Regions from separate parts of the Homo sapiens genome. Here region 2 is linked to region 1. A link is a loop called in an ENCODE intact Hi-C map of the cell type or tissue named here. Cell type or tissue: B cell. All regions are shown on one strand. Links, peaks and the distances in the headings refer to the core of each region. The heading gives the core; the rest is flanking DNA.

What was found. A loop is a pair of places that touch in the nucleus more often than their neighbours do. Peaks named below come from ENCODE experiments on the same cell type or tissue, not always from the same donor. Only the 100,000 strongest peaks of a DNase experiment are listed, where the experiment ranks them.
Region 2: it touches region 1 in a loop (2.7-fold over the local background); 2 of 110 quality-filtered maps call a loop at or near these places.

Annotation. Positions count from the first base shown.
Region 1 is chr10:107,549,184-107,557,530 of GRCh38, forward strand. No RefSeq gene overlaps it. Among named protein-coding and RNA genes, the nearest start is that of SORCS1, 390 kb to the left of the region's middle. In B cell, for the core only: no CTCF peak of the experiment used is centred there; a DNase peak (open chromatin) is centred at 4,538; H3K27ac peaks cover 977 bases.
Region 2 is chr10:107,421,181-107,429,527 of GRCh38, forward strand. No RefSeq gene overlaps it. Among named protein-coding and RNA genes, the nearest start is that of SORCS1, 260 kb to the left of the region's middle. In B cell, for the core only: no CTCF peak of the experiment used is centred there; no DNase peak of the experiment used is centred there; H3K4me3 peaks cover 714 bases.

The DNA of each region.
Region 1 (8,347 bases), core at 163-8,162:
AACTGCATACTTAATTCACTCATTTTACATCAGTGAAGACTTAGAGATCATGAACAAAATATTACATATGGAAATCATACAGTAATCAACATCTTAGTCTTTATTAGACACTTTTCCTCCCGAAGGATGTTTCAGCACTCTACAGCTCAGTATCCAGGCCTAGTCTTCTCTTCTTTGCTAATTTCTCATTTTCTCCTCTAGTCAGCCTCCTTCTTTGTTCTAGACTCACCACTAGATGCTAATCAGGGAGTAATGTCGGGCGAGACCATTGCAGCTGTGCATCACCAGATCCTTGAAACCAGACAGACCCCCAAATTCTGGATTTCTGTGTGTGTATGTGCATCTGTGTGTTGTTGGATGTGTCAGTAAGGATCTCTCTGTTCAGAATAGACTGTGAGTTTTAGAAATTATGAACACAAGGTACCAGACATTCTAATATGCTATAATCCAAACCACATTTTCTAGATTTACTTTTACCTCCTGAATGGGATCAAAATCTATCATCAGATTGGCTTTACACCACTTACACACTTACAGAGTGACTTTACACCACTCCACCCACTGGCCACCTTTCTGAAGCTTGAATGTTTGTACAGCACCCCACCCCAGCATAAAATGGAGATAAAAAGGATTTGAAGTTACGACACATTGAAGTAACATGGATTATTGGAGCTTAAGTCATTTTTCCATATCTTAAACTGGTGTACAAATAGTCTGCTTTACGAAAACCCCCACACAAGGGATGTGAAGGACCTCTTTAAGGAGAACTACAAACCACTGCTCAATGAAATAAAAAAGGACACAAACAAATGGAAGAATATTCCATGCTCATGGATAGGAAGAATCAATATCGTGAAAATGGCTATACTGCCCAAAGTAATTTATAGATTCAATGCCATCCCCATCAAGCTACCAATGACTTTCTTCACATAATTGGAAAAATCTATTTTAAACTTCATATGGAACAAAAAAAGAGCCCGCATTACCAAGACAATCCTAAGCAAAAAGAACAAAGCTGAAGGCATCATGCTACCTGACTTCAAACTATACTACAAGGCTACACTAACCAAAACAGCATGGTACTGGTACCAAAACAGACATATAGACCAATGGAACAGCACAGAGCCCTCAGAAATAATGTTACACATCTACAACCATCTGATCTTTGACAAACCTGACAAAAACAAGAAATAGGGAAAGGATTTCCTATTTAATAAATGGTACTGGGAAAACTGGCTAGCCATATGTAGAAAGCTGAAACTGGATCCCTTCCTTACACAAAAATTAATTCAAGATGGATTAAAGACTTAAATGTTAGATCTAAAATCATAAAAACTCTAGAAGAAAGCCTAGGCAATATCATTCCAGACATAGGCATGGGCAAGGACTTCATGATTAAAACACCAAAAGCAATGGCAACAAAAGCCAAAATAGACAAATGAGATCTAACTAAACTAAAGAGCTTCTGCACAGCGAAAGAAACTACCATCAGAGTGAACAGGCAACCTACAGAATGGGAGAAAATGTTTGCAATCTATCCACCTGACAAAGAGCTAATATCCAGAATCTACAAAGACCTCAAACAAATTTACAAGAAAAAAACAACCCCATCAAAAAGTGGGCAAAGGATATGAACAGACACTTCTCAAAAGAAGACATCTATGCAGCCAACAGACACATGAAAAAACGCTCATCATCACTGGTCATCAGAGAAATGCAAATCAAAACCACAATGAGATACCAGCTCATGCCAGTTAGAATGGCAATCATTAAAAAGTCAGGAAACAACAGATGCTGGAGAGGATGTGGAGAAATAGGAACACTTTTACACTGTTGGTGGGAGTGTAAATTGGTTCCACCATTGTGGAAGACAGTGTGGTGATTCCTCAAGGATCTAGAACCAGAATTACCATTTGACTCAGCAATTCCATTACTGGGTATACACCCAAAGGACTATAAATCATGCTACTATAAAGACACATGCACACGTGTATTTATTACGGCGCTATTTGCAATAGCAAAGACTTGGAACCAACCCAAATGTCCATCAATGAGAGACTGGATTAAGAAAATGTGGCACATATACACCATAGAATACTATGCAGCCATAAAAAAGGATGAGTTCATGTCCTTTGCAGGGACATGGATGAAGCTGGAAACCATCATTTTCAGCAAACAATCACAAGGACAGAAAAACAAATGCTGCATGTTCTCACTCATAGGTGGGAATTGAACAATATCACTTGGACACAGGGCGGGGAACATCACACACCCGTCAGGGGATGGGGGCTGGGAGAAGGATAGCATTAGGAGAAATACCTAATGTAAATGATGAGTTGATGGGTGCGGCAAACCAACATGGCACATGTATACCTACGTATCAAAACAGCACGTTGTGCACATATACCCTAGAACTTAAAGTATAATAATAAAAAAAAAGTCCCCACACCAACTCCCTAAGCTTATACCACTGAGGAAGCTGAGGACTCTTTATTAGTGTCTTATAGGCACTGCTAAAATAATATATCATAAATAGGTTTAACAGTAGTCTAATCTATTACCCTGCTGGTGTTTGCCAAAAATAAAGGAAAGTAAACAAATGAAATAAAAACAAAATGAGCAAGTGAAGAAAAAAATCTATTTCATGCAGGTTATAACAAGATGTAATATATGTTTTCTCTTTACGAGAGTATTTGATGCTCTTTATATTAAAGATTACAACAATATGTTATGTGAATACGTAATAATGTAGCTATATTTCCAGTAATATAGAATAATTTTAGCACTTGTCTGTGCCAGGCATTTTCCTAAGCATTCATATAAATTACTTCATCTAATTTCACCATTCAATGAAATAGATATTCTCATCATCCCTATGTTTCAGATAAAGAATCTAAGGCTCAGAGAGATTAGGTTAATAACAAAAAGTCATCAAACTAAAATGTGCACAACTGAGATTTAAAAACGTAGATCTGAATGAATATGGAGTCTACTTTTAACATTCCTAAAATTCAGTTTGCATAAAAAATTCATGAAGACAGCTATTGCATAAACATGGCCCAGTGAATTAGTAAATGGGGCTAATATATGGATTATAGGGTCAAACAAAGCTAGGGAGTATGTTTCCAGGTAGCACATCAATTTCTGTAAATCCTTGAGAACATTGGGTACTCATAGACAGGATGAGTTCTTAATCTAAAATGAAGAAATAACGGGTGATCAATACTTATATACTTCTTGATTAGACCTAATCTTCAGCAATATCCTACCCCGAATTTCACCTCCAACAACACTACTTTTGTGGGGAAGCTGTTAATATATAAAAGTCCATCTGTTCACTTGAGAATAAAGGACCACTCTGCTCCTAATCCAATGTCTGTTGCTTTTACAACTTTGAATACAACATCAGAGGTTAGCTTTGATATTTCCTCAAGTCTTTCTGGCATTTCTAGTGAAAGAGAGAACCTAAAACGGAGTGTAATAAACTTTATTACCCATCTGCATCTCAAATGCAATATACATTAACTAGGATGCACATGGATTTCCAAGTGTGATTGTATTTTCTAGTGTGCCTCTCTGGGAGGGAAACTGTCTCAATCACCAATAGACCATATCTAAAAACTAACAGGTTACTTTGTTGTGACCAACTCTCATTTCCCAAAGTCTCCACCCAACATGGACCCTATTCTGTTGCATCAGTTGGGTGAACATTCTCCCGTTTTTGTATTTTCTTTGCAGCATGGACATTGGGTGTGAGCGCGTTTTTTGGAAAAAAAAAATTCAGTGTTCCATTAATGAGATAATGTATTTATTTATTATGACAATAAACACAGCTGCAAAATGGACCATAAAGAAATAGACGACTTGCAGATTTCTGTGCCCAACCTGTCAACTGTAATTGAGAAATAAATTAAATGATCCATCTGCTTTGCATCATCTACTCCTTTATTTTTGTCAGTATCCATGGTTTTAAAAACTAATTACTCACTAAAAAAATCCATATAGAATTTGAATGACTTTGTAACGCAATTTTGCCATCCCCCAACATACTGTGCTTCTTTCTAATACATTCAAATCCAATAACTATGATGAACTCTTTCTTTTATTAATAGTTTTCACTTAATCATGCCAATACTATTGCATTTTCTCTTTATTAGTGTCTTATAGGCACTGCTAAAATAATATATAATAGGTTTAACAGTAATCTAATCTATTACCTTGGTGGTGTTTGCCAAAAATAAAGGAAAGTAAACCAATGAAATAAAAACAAAATGAGCAAGTGAACAAAAAAACCTATTTCATGCAGGTTATCACACAAGATTCAATCTGCTTTCTAATAGTATTCAGAGGTGAGGGTTAAAATAGCCAACTGCAACTGGAACTAATTAACTATGATTGTACCATTTTTTAAAAACTTCATTGTTATAATTATCTCACTGAGAAACCACACATCAGAGCTGGGAAAGCAGCAATAACTTCTGCTTCTCACATGCTTTCATGTTCATGCTTCTCTGCTCCAGAACTTTCGTTTGTTTTCTTAAACCCCCAGGGACATCCCTGTGACAGCCCTATTAAAATATTTGCAGCATTTGCTGTGAGGTCTGGTGAGAAGACAGAAATATAAAGTGCTCTTTCAAAATGTATTTATTGATATCTTTTTTTTTTATGACAAATGAATTCCTTGTTAACCGTTAAAGAAAAAGAAATGGAAAATATAGAAAATCAAAAAGAAAAAAGTAGAAATCATATATACACTATCCCAGCAAATATAACCACTGCTCACATTTTGTTGCCTATTCTAACAGCATTTATCTATTTATTTGTACAGAAATTTTAAAAACAAAGTTGAGATACTATGAGGCTGTTTTCTAACTTATTTTTCTCAATTAATAAGATAGTTTTCATGTCTATATTGATTCACAACATCATGTTAATGGTCACGTAGATACGAATTATGTTGTCAGCTTTCTATTGCTGTATACTTTGGCTATGTGAGCATTGCCAGTATTTGGTTCTGTTTCTTTCTGATTACTCTCCTAAAGTTTAGTAAAAGGATTGCTATTATACTTCCCTGTAAAATGAAGATGCTTTAACCCATTTGTTAGAGATTCAGTGGCTTAGTAACATGAATTATTCTACCCACTCTTAGAAGTTACTTTTTTAAAATAATGGGAAAGATGAAAAGCAGATATTGTTAAGAGTTTGGGGTCAAATGCTTTATTCATGTTTTCTGCCTCTTCATTTCCTATTGTCATACAAGCCAACCTCCCTGCCAGGACAGGGTCTTGAGACTTCTATGATGGTGCTCACTGTGGGGCATATAAGGGTTCAGGAAGTAAAGCCCCTTTCTATATACCATATACCACTGTGCATCTTCCTCTCTGTAGCTGTCTCTTCACACAGTGTGAAGTTCAACCACAAGCGTTTTTATATTGCCTATAATTAGATGGCTTGGGAGAAAAAAAAAAGCCTTATAACATAGAGTTTAGTTTCATTTCTGAGGATAACAGTAGAGAGGTTATATTTTTGAGACATCTTTTTTCTAATTTCTTTCTCTTTCTTCCCTCTCTCTCTCCTCCCAACCCCCTCTGTGTGTCTTTTTATATCTCAGCATAGTGCTTGCCAAGATACAAATGCTAGACAAGACAGTAGATTTGATTATTTCCCACAGTGGTTAATAACCTTCTGTGCAGAGGGTCAAGAAGGCACATGCACTCTTCGCTTGCCAAATAAGCCTGATCAATAATATCCATTTTTTTTGCTAGTTAATATGTTTCTTCTTTTTTTAAAAAAAATTCCTCCTTTTCCCTGTCTTACTTTCTCATTTTTCTGGTTTATTTATTTCCAAAGAGACTAATTGCATTCAGGTCCTTGTCTTTGGACCTGTTTCTTGGGAACCCAATCTAAGAGGACTCCTTGAGTCAAACTCTGCTCATTACTCTCCACTGCTGCAGAGTGAAACCCATGCTTCTTAGCTCTTATAGCTAAGATCTGTGATCTGCACCATTTCTCATGTCTGTGCCCAGCCCACCCTACAGTGCACCCATTTCTTTAAAAGTCAGATTGAGCCCCTGTTGTTCCCATGGCCTCCCTATATTACCAACCCTGCTCTTAGAGTTCTTCTATTACTTCAGCTTGGTAGGTCCTGTAACAGAGCTTTCCTCTCATAAGTTATGTGATTTGGGGCAAGTAACTTAACTTCATTTTGGTCTCCTTTTAGCCATTTGTTGTAATAGGAAAATAGTAGTCCCTACCTTATGACACATTTGTGACAATTAAAAGAATTCATAAAGCACTTATCAAAAGTGTCCTTCCTCTTAGGAAGTACTCAGAACATGTCAGCTTTTGTTACACCAGCCCCCAACCATCCAATCCTTTAAATTCAACTTCAACTTCAACCATCTCCTTCAGGAAACCTTCCTTGTGCCCTCAGCTGGATTTGAACATTCTCTCTCCTGACTTCACATTTTCTTGATATTTCTCCATTGGCATTCATTTTTACAAAGCATTTTAATTAAACATATTACTTTTCCTAACTAGACTATATAAGGCTAAAGAAGCTATCTCTTTCTTTCTGTTAGGGTTGGTTGAATAACACCCCTCTCCATAAAAATAGATGTCTACTTTCTTTCTTTCTTTCTTTTTTTTTTTTTTTTTTTTTTACTTTAAGTTCCAGGATGCATGTGCAGAACGTGCAGGTTTGTTACATAGGTATATGTGTGCCATGGTGATTTGCTATGCCTATCAACTGGTCACCTAGGTTCTAAGCTCCACATGCATTAGCTATTTGTCCTGATGCTCTCCCTCCCCTCGCCATCCCCATCCCCGCCGGTAGGCCGTGATGTGTGTTGTTCTCCTCCCTGTGTTCATGTATTTGGAATGTTCAACTCTCACTTATAAGTGAGAACATGCGGTGTTTGGTTTTCTGTTCCTGTGTTAGTTCACTGAAGATAATGGCTTCCAGCTTCATCCATGTCCCTGCAAAGGACATGATCTCATATCTTGTTGTGGCTGCATAGTATTCTGTGATGTATATTACAGGACACATATCCAGTCTGTCATAGATGGATATTTGGATTGGTTCCACATCTTTGCTATTGTGTGAATAGTGCTGTAATAAACATAAGTGTGAATGTATCTTTATTATAGAATTATTTATATTCCTTTGGGTATATACCCAGTAATGGGGTTGCTGGGTCAAATGGTATTTCTGGTTCTAGATCCTTGAGGAATCGCCACACTGTCTTCCACAATGATTGAACTAATTTACATTTCCACCGACAATGTAAAATTGTTCTTATTTCTCCACAGCCTCACCAGCATCTGCTGTTTCTTGACTTTTTAATAATTGCCATTCAGACTGGCATGAGATGGTATCGCATTATGGTTTTGATTTGCATTTCTCTAATGATTAGTGATGTTGAGCTTTTTAGAATATGTTTGTTGAATGCATAAATATCTTCTTTTGAGAAAGTGTCTGTTCATATCCTTTGCCCACTTTTTGATGGGGTTGTTTGTTTTATTCTTGTAAATTTGTTTAAGTTCCTTATAAATTCTGGAAATTAGACCTTTGTCAGATGGGTAGATTGCAAAAATTTTCTCCCATTCTGTAGGTTGCCTGTTCACTCTGATGATAATTTCTTTTGCTGTGCAGAAGCTCTTTAGCTTAGTTATATTTCATTTGTCAATTTTGGCTTTTGTTGCAATTGCTTTTGGTGTCTTTGTCATGAAGTCGTTGTCCATGTCTATGTCCTGAATGGTACTGCCTAGGTTTTCTTCTAAGGTTTATATGGCTTGGGGTTTTATATTTAGGTAAAAGATGTCTACTTTCTAATTCTCAGAAACTATGCTAGTTACCTTATATGAAAAAAATTGATTTTGCAGATACTATTAAAGATCTTGACATGGGAAGACCATTCTGGATTATCCAGTTTGATCTGGCATAATTATAAGCAACTTTATAAACAGGTGTCAGGAGATCAGAGTAAGTAGTAGGAGACTAATGACAAAAGCAAGAGATTGGAGAAATGCAGCCATAAACCAAGAAATGACAACAGCCTCTTGAAGTAAAAAGGCAAGAAATACTTTCTCCCCAAAGCCCCCAAAATGAACGGAACTTGCTGAAACCTTGACTTTATACGAGTAAAACTCATGTCAGACTTCTAGCCTGGAAGTATAAGAAAATTAATTTGTCTTATTTTAAGCCATTAAGTTTATGGTAATTTGTTATAGCAATGGCAAGAAACTAATACACCACTGATATGGTCTGGCTCTGTGTCCCCACTCAAATCTCATCTTGAGTTATAATCCCCATATGTTGTGGAGGGACCTCACGGGAGGTGATTGG
Region 2 (8,347 bases), core at 298-8,297, 130 kb before region 1:
TTTAGTCATTCATTACTTCAATAAATATTTAATAATATCTGTCACAGTCAGTGGATGAGGTACTAGAGACCAACTGGTGAACAACACTGGCTTAATCCTTACCGTGATGTAATGTGACTCACTCTTGGAGTGGTGGTAAATGAGGGGAACTTATACAGGCAAATCTCTCTCTCTCTGTGCCTCTTTCTCTTTAGCAAAAATGGAAAAATTCCTTTGTCATATGACTTTGCAGCTTCTCTCAGCAAGAAGTGGAATCTCCTATTCTTTTAACCAAGGCTTACCCGTGTTACTGTTACTTGATTTGGTCAATGGGATGTATAAAAAATGCTTCTCAGTCTCAGAAAGAAGCATGCAATGTGCATGTCAATGGACTTTGCCATCTCTTGATATTATTGGGAGCCCTGCAATATATGTTTACATAAGTCAGAATAGTATTAATTCTTTGGGCAGGAGTGTGTGTATTGATTTGGAAGTGGCATGAAGGAGCACTCTGGAACTATTCCATATCATTATCTGGGTGGTAGTTAAACAGGTATGTGCATATGTAAAAACTAATTGAGCTGAAAAATTAAGGACTTACACTTATGCATATTGTCCCTGTTTATATACACACATGTGCACACATGCACATGCACACACACACATAACCAAGGGGCAATGGCTCATGAGTTATAAAAAAATTGCATGAGTATAGTATCACAGGAGCTAGGGATAATCATGTTCAGCTATGATGAATGTGGTCAAAAGATTGAGTAAGATGAAAATAGTAAGTTTGTACTGGATCAAGCAATGTGGGGGTTGTTGATATACTTGGTGAGAACAGTTTTCATGGAAATAGTTGGGGAGAGATCCCATTTTGGAGTAGGTTTAACAGTGAATAGGCGGTGAGAAATTTGAGATGGTATCACATCTAAATAACTCTCTTAAATACTTTGTTAAAAGTAACAAACAAATGGATTGGTGATAAAAGTTAATTTGGGAGAGAGTGTTTTAAGTTTAGGGATACTAACATATGCTTGTATATAGATAAGAAGGATCTAGAAGACAAGACAAAGTTGAGATAGCAGAAGAGGGGAAGGATAAATGAAGGAGAAACATTTATTTTATTTTATTTTTTATAGCCATTTATAGTCTTACCAAGGAGAAGCATCGAAAAAATTTAGAATTTTAAAATAAAATTACTACTCTACTATATTTTCATTGGCAACCTGCTCCATTAGTAGGAACGTAATATATGTGAGGTGTTATCATTTCTATTAGTCCTAATCTACGCTTTACTGGATGAGCGACCTAGACTCAGCTAATCCCTCCTTAATCCCTAACTGTAAAGGAAGAGTCTTAACATAAGAATCTGTTAATTCTGTGACAGTTACAAATTCTAGGGTTTTTTTTTTTTTATTTCATCTTGATCACTTCTGTTCTATAACATGCAGCCACAGTTTTCTTACAAAGATCACAAAAGATTACAGACAGAAAATATCCCATTGGCCAAATCAAGTAACACACAAGCCTGGATTAAAATCTTAAGAGACTCTACTTCTTATTGAGAGGAGCTGCAAAGTCACATTACAAAGAAATGTTCCCACTTTTGCTAAATAGAGAGCGAGACAGAGAGAGGGAGAGAGATTTGTCTGTGTATCTTCTCCCCACTAACCTCCACTCCAACAGTGAGTCACATTACATTATGATGGCAGGAACCAAGCCAGTGTTGTTCATCAGTTGGTTTCTAGTGCCTCATCCACTGACTGTGACAGATATTAATGAATACTTTTGTTGAAGGAATGAATAACTGATTGATATGTAAGACTTCATACATAACACTTGATATGTATTAATACATGGATATGTAAGATTTGATATGATAACACTTTGTGCGTAAAAAATAACAGAGAAACTGATTGGTAATAAAAGTTAATCCAGGAGAGAGTATTTTAAGATTAGGGATACTAACATAGACTTGTATATTGGTAAGAAAGATTCAGGAGACAAGACAAATTTGAGATAGCAGAAGAGAGGAAGGACGAATGAAGAAGAGACATTTACCAATTGAGAATTTTCTGAAAAAGTTACCATTATATTGTTATTGGCTACTTGCCCCATTAGTAGGAATTTAATACATGTGAGGTGTTAATATTTTTATTAGTCCTGATCTACCTTTTTAGTGGCTGGGGGACCTGGACTCAGTGAACTGCTTTGTAACTTCTAACTGCAAAGGAAGAGCTTTGACATCAAGATCTCTTAATTCTATGACAGAGTTACAAACTCAAATTTCTTATTTCATCTTGATCACTTCTGTTCTGTAACATGCAGCCACAGTTTTCTTATAAAGGCTATAAAAGAATAGAGACAGAAAATAGGCTGAAAAGCTCCCCCCGGAAATCTAAGATTTATCAGTAGAGTTGTCTTCGGGTAGACTTGTCTTTAAAATTCCCCAAAAGGCCCTTGTGACTGTTCAAGTTTTAATCTCTCTCTTTCATTTCCACAAAACAAGTACATTTCCTCCTTCCACTGTGAAATTGTCTTGTCACTTGTGACATTAATGTAGAGGAGAAATCCTTTAAAGGCAGCCTTTGCTTCTCTTGATCTTGCAGCATGCCTCAGCCAAGGCATCCTCAAGTGCATACACAGCTAGAGGGGAGAGTATGGGCTTTGCTTTCTGCATTTCAAGGAGAGTGGGAGGAGAAAGTGGGGAAGACCGCTGGCCAAGATCCCTATATCTTTTCATTTCATACTACTTTCTCTGACCTAGACCAAAGATTATTAAGGTTGAAAGGGACATTGGGGAATCATCTAATCTACCTCCCACCCCCAATCCTTTTACAGATGAAGAAATCGAGTAGTAAGGTGATTTGCCTAGGACTTCAGTTAGATATTAACAGAGAGTGTCTCCAAGTCCCTCTCCTGTGCCTTGCTATTCATTCATCGAAAAGTTTGCTTCAGGTGGGCTGGGCTATGATGAACTCCATGTGGTTTTAGTGAATGATTCCTAAACCTGAGTGATCATCAGACTTAGCTGTAAATATTTTAAATACTTTAAAAACCTACAGGCTGCCAGATCCCATTCCACACGGTGTGATATCTAAATCTGTGCTAGTGTTTTTGTCTCAGAATCTGTAATTGAGCAGAGAAGAGTTAACATAACAAGTCTGATCTTTAGAAGGATCTTCTTCTATGCTGGTTCTTTGCTGGTATCTTAGTACTTAGATGCTATAAAGTTCTCTAAGTGATAAGAATATATGCCTGCTTGGGGCATTGATCACCTGATATTCTTCTGGGAGTCTGGAGTTTTGATATTTATTACTGATCATTGTGTCTATGTAACCCATCCCCAATAAAAATCCTGGACTCTGAGTTTCAAGTAAACTTCCTGGGGCATAAGAAGTACATGCGGGTTACTGCATTTCAGGACTGGAGGGAGGGTGTGCTCTGTGTAGCCCCTTTGGAGAGAGACTAGAAAGGGTGCTGGTGGATTTGGAAACTAGAAACTGCTTGATGTGTATTTTTGCCTTGTGGATCTGGCTATATCTTCTTACTGTGTCACTGCAATAAATCATAGTCATGAATAAAATTATATGCTGAGTCCCTTGGGTCCTCCTAGGGAAGCACTGAACTTATGGGTGGTCACTGGGCCGCTGAAACAAATTACGTCAGATACCGTGGCACAAACAGTGACAACAGTGTTGACGCAGAAAAATACAAATATCTTCTGATATGTCTTATGAGCAGCCAGTTTTGGAAACCTCTGGACAAAACCGTGTTACATAAAAATATGTAATAATGGGACTGTTGTATTCTGAGGAATCAAGGAAATGTTCTTTATTTATATCTGATAGACTTCTTAATAGTTTCAAAAGCAAAATTTTGATATTTCATCCCAAGTCATCTCGCTGATATCCTTTCTCTTTCAGTAAATGGCAATTTCTGTTTCCTATTCTTAATTTTCTCAGGCCAAAAACATTAAAGTCACTCTTGCTAGGTACAATGGCGTGGGCCTATAGTCTCAGCTACTCAGGAGGCTGAGGCCAGACGGTCCCAGGAGTTTGAGGCCAGCCTTGGTTACATAGCGAGATCCTGTCTCTAAAAAAACAAAAACAAAAACAAAGAGGCAAACAAAAAAATCACTCCTAATTCTCCCCTTCTTTTCATATCATATGTAAATCATGATTATTGTAGAGACTCAATTCTGATAACTTCATAATAACTCCACCTTTACAACTCCGGATTAAATTGTCGTCTCTCACCTGGAATGTTGCACTAGTGCCCACTCATCTCCTGCCACTTACCTCGTGGTCAGACTGCTTGCCTCATGCTAGCCCAATAAGCCATAGGTCACCTTATGTCACATCTATCCTCAAAAGATGCCAATGGCTTCCATCTCTGTCAAAGTAAAGTCTAAAATCCTTATCATGGCCTACAGGCTTCTTTATAGTTTAGTCCCAAGGACTGCTGTGTCTAATCTCTTCCCTCTCCATCACAGGCCTTCGCCTCCAGCTACACTGTCCTCCTTGCGGTTCTTAAGCTGACCAAACATGCTCTTGCCCCAGTTTCTTTGTAATTGTTGTTCCCTCGACCCACACTTTTCTCCCAAATGTCAGCCTGGCCCGTGTCCTCACTCTCCTCGGATCTCAGCTTTAATGTCACCCTATCAAGGAAAGCTTTCCTCAGAAGCCTAAGTAAAACCCTTCTTTACCTCCCCTTATCTGTTTTCTGACCTTACTTCATTTTTCTTCAAGGCATTCTGGAAGCCCTGAAATAGTTATGTGTGTTTGTCCATTTGAGTATTGACGTCTTTCTCTTGGAATTTGTTGTAAGCTCCATGAGCCGACACTTGGTTCTGTTCCCTGACTTATCCAGTGTCTAGGACAGTAACTGACTCTGGGAGGTAAGAAATATGCTGAATGAATAGATAAAGCAGTGATTGTGCAGGATGAATAGGAATTTAGGAAAAGGGGGTAGTGAAGGGAGAGCATGCTGAGATGGACTTCAGTGAGAAGTATGACGAAGAGAAGATGTGAGGTTGGTTACTTCAGAGACACGGACCGTGCAGGTGAGGCACTGACACATTCTGCAGTGGCTGCAGAGAAGTCTGACCCTCTTTGGTCCTTCTTTTGCTTTCACTTTGACATTCGTTGCAGTCAGAATGATTTCCTGAGTTCTCCATGTCAAGACTGTGCATGGACACAGTGGATTGACACAAATGATATGAAAACAGTTCTTTCCAGCCTGTTTTGCTTGAGGCCCTTGGTAAGCTTGAGAAGCCCTCCCTGCCAGGGCTGCTTCTATCGATGGAGCTAGATCACGGGGCTGCTCCTCTGGGGCCCTGCAGGGCTGCATTAATTAATAGGAGGAACGGCCTTTGACCTGCCAGAGCAAAACATGCCAAGAAAGTGTATGCCTCTTTCTTTCTTTCTTTTTTCTTTTTTTAATTTGATTTTTAAAAGAAGACTATGAATTTCAAATAAGCCAAGACTACAGAGGAATTTGCGAGGGATTAAAAAAAATCTCCAGCCCAGGACCCAAAAACTCTTCAGAGTTTGAACATTTGTTTGGAGGGGGGTAAAAGTGCTATGCATTTTAAAAGCAGAATTACAATAAATAGAGACTCTCTTTCTCCTTTCTCTCTCACATACACTCTCTCCGTCCCTCCCTCCCCAGATGCTTTAGGGAATAATAGGACAAGTAACGTTTCTATTACTGATAAAAATATATGTTTTATGCATACTCTGGAGAAATTTGCCAGCTGGTCTATTATGGCTAGAAGGGAGCTGCCATGGAAAATGATATTCCACTCAGGTTATTTGGATATTTGCATGTTTTGCAAGAAAGACAGATGCATAATTATGGAAAGGGGATTTGGAGCTAAAGTAGTAGGAGCAGGTATAAAAGTAGATGCATTTGAGATCACTTTTTCTTTCACTGTAGATACGACAGACTTTAAACTGGGTTAGACATTTATTCAGATACAGTTATGCTCCAGAAATCTGAAGTGAGAATAGCTTTCCTCCATGGCGTCTTGCCAGCCAACACTATGACCAACAACAAAACTCAATTACTGAGTAACTATTGCGCGTAAAAGAATCATAGGGTCACCCCAGTACCAAAGAGCAACACAGAGCAGTGGCTAAAAATGTGCTCTGAAGTCAGACCACTGAGATCAAGCAAGGCTCAATTCTATCATCTTACCAGATCACTATATTTGGACGACTGAGTTAACCTCTCTCTTCTTCTCTTCTGTCATAAGTTGAATTATTGAAATTATAAAATTATAAAACCTGAAAAGATTATCAGATTTTATAATTAGACAATGAAGGCCCAAAAAATGAACACTGTCATTATTTACTGTCTGGGGCACTAATTCTATAATAAATCAATCACAATGCCAAAAAATATTATTGTCGTTTTGAATTTAAATGCATTGTTCAGCAAATTTTTATCGAATTCTTTTTATCAAGAATACATTTTAGTTAACCCAAAATATACAAAATATTACTTCAAATTGTATTCAAGTTGCTTTTAGAAAAGCAACGCAGCATTGTGCATTATTTTTCTACAAAGTCTCCTAAATTCCGTGTGTATTTGACATTTGCAACACATCTCAATTCAGAAGAGCCGCGTTCAGAGGATTTGAAGGTTGGTGGCAGCTGTGTGGGACATATCAAATTCTTAAAATGTGCTAGACACTAGTCTATATGATGTGAATGACAAAAAAAAATGATGCTTCCTTCCTTTAAGGAGCAGGCAACATGGGTCAGACATTCAGTGCCCTCCTTTTTAGCTCTATTGAAAAATGAGCTAGACAGTCACACTACTGAGGAGTAAAACAACTGAATTCAACCCCCGCCAGGAACTGCAGCTTTGTACCCATTACAAATCTCTGCCCCTCCCTTCTCCTGCTCCAAGTCTCTGATAACCACTATTGTAACTTCACATTGGATTAGTTAATTGTTTATTAATTGTTTATTATCTAATTGAATGTGAGTAAACTTGAGTTTATTATCTAAACCCAAGTTAGACAGTAAGCCATAAATATATATTACTGACATCACAATCGCCTCCATTTATAATCAATTACTGAACAAATTGTACCAAACATGTGTACTTAAAATCCAAAGGAGAGAGACACTGATGTGATCGATGGAAGGACTACTGATGAGTAAAATCCCAAGTTAGATCTTATAGGATGAATGCATCTTTCCTGGATTAAAAGAAAGGAAAGGATATTGCAAACCTAGGAATAAACTGAGCAAGTTATGGCATTTGGAAAGGTAGGCCTATTTAATTGGCAGCGAGTAGGTCCTCTTGGCTGGAGCAGATTCATCTTGTTTAGATCAATAGAGGAGATAATAAGATTAACCTTATAGGTTAATGGTAGAATTTGGTTGTAGAAGGAAGTTTGAGGACAAAGAAGAATTTTCCAGTGAAGGACAGGTCTATCTAAGATTGCAGGGTCATCCTCAACACCAACATCGTCACAGGGAAGTCTTGAATTGCATGGACCATGAGTAGATAATGTCTGACATTTTTCTCATGTTTAGATTCTGTGGCTTACCTCTAGAAGGCCTGCCAAGGGGATAATGGGCTTTAATGATTTCATCACCAAATAACCATGAGTATGTTCCTCTCTCTGTTTAGTGGTGCATATGGTGAGTATATCGTGTGGATGGACAGAAAGGCTGCTAGATTCCCCCTCCAATATCACTTTCACCTGAATGGCTGTGAAGATTTAATGATTTAATTTCTATAGAAGTTCTTTGTAAATTGTCACAGGCAGTGTCAAATTGAGATTGAGGAGCATAGAATACAATTGACATTTTTGACTTACAATCAGTTGTGGCAACAAGGCAATAGACAGAGCTAGACTTTGACCTCCAGGACTCCTCTTTTCCATACCAGTGCCATGCATAACACTGCCTCCATTTTTAAGACAACTCTTCATTTTTTCTCTCTTTAGTGGCAAATACTGTGTAAGTAACTCCCCTTCTCTCAACTTCGCTATGAAGCAGATATTACTGCTACCACATTTCCCAGATGAGGAAAGTGATACTGAGATAAGACAGGTAAACAGCCCAAGGTCACACATCTTTAATGAGCAAAGGCAGGCCTTGACCCTAGCCCACCTCTGCGAGATGCTAAAATCTGGCTACAAAGTCTTGCTAAAGGATTTCTAAGCCTACGCCACACAGGCTTTGGAGTTAAAGGCTGCCTGCCTGCTGCTCCTTACTTGGGATTCAGGGTACCCAGGGCTCCCCACTATGGCTCTCTTGACCCCGATTTATCCCTGTGCCCCCTAAATGCCCTTTGCCTTTTCTTCTTAGTTAACTGTGTGCACCTTTGAAAATTTATATAA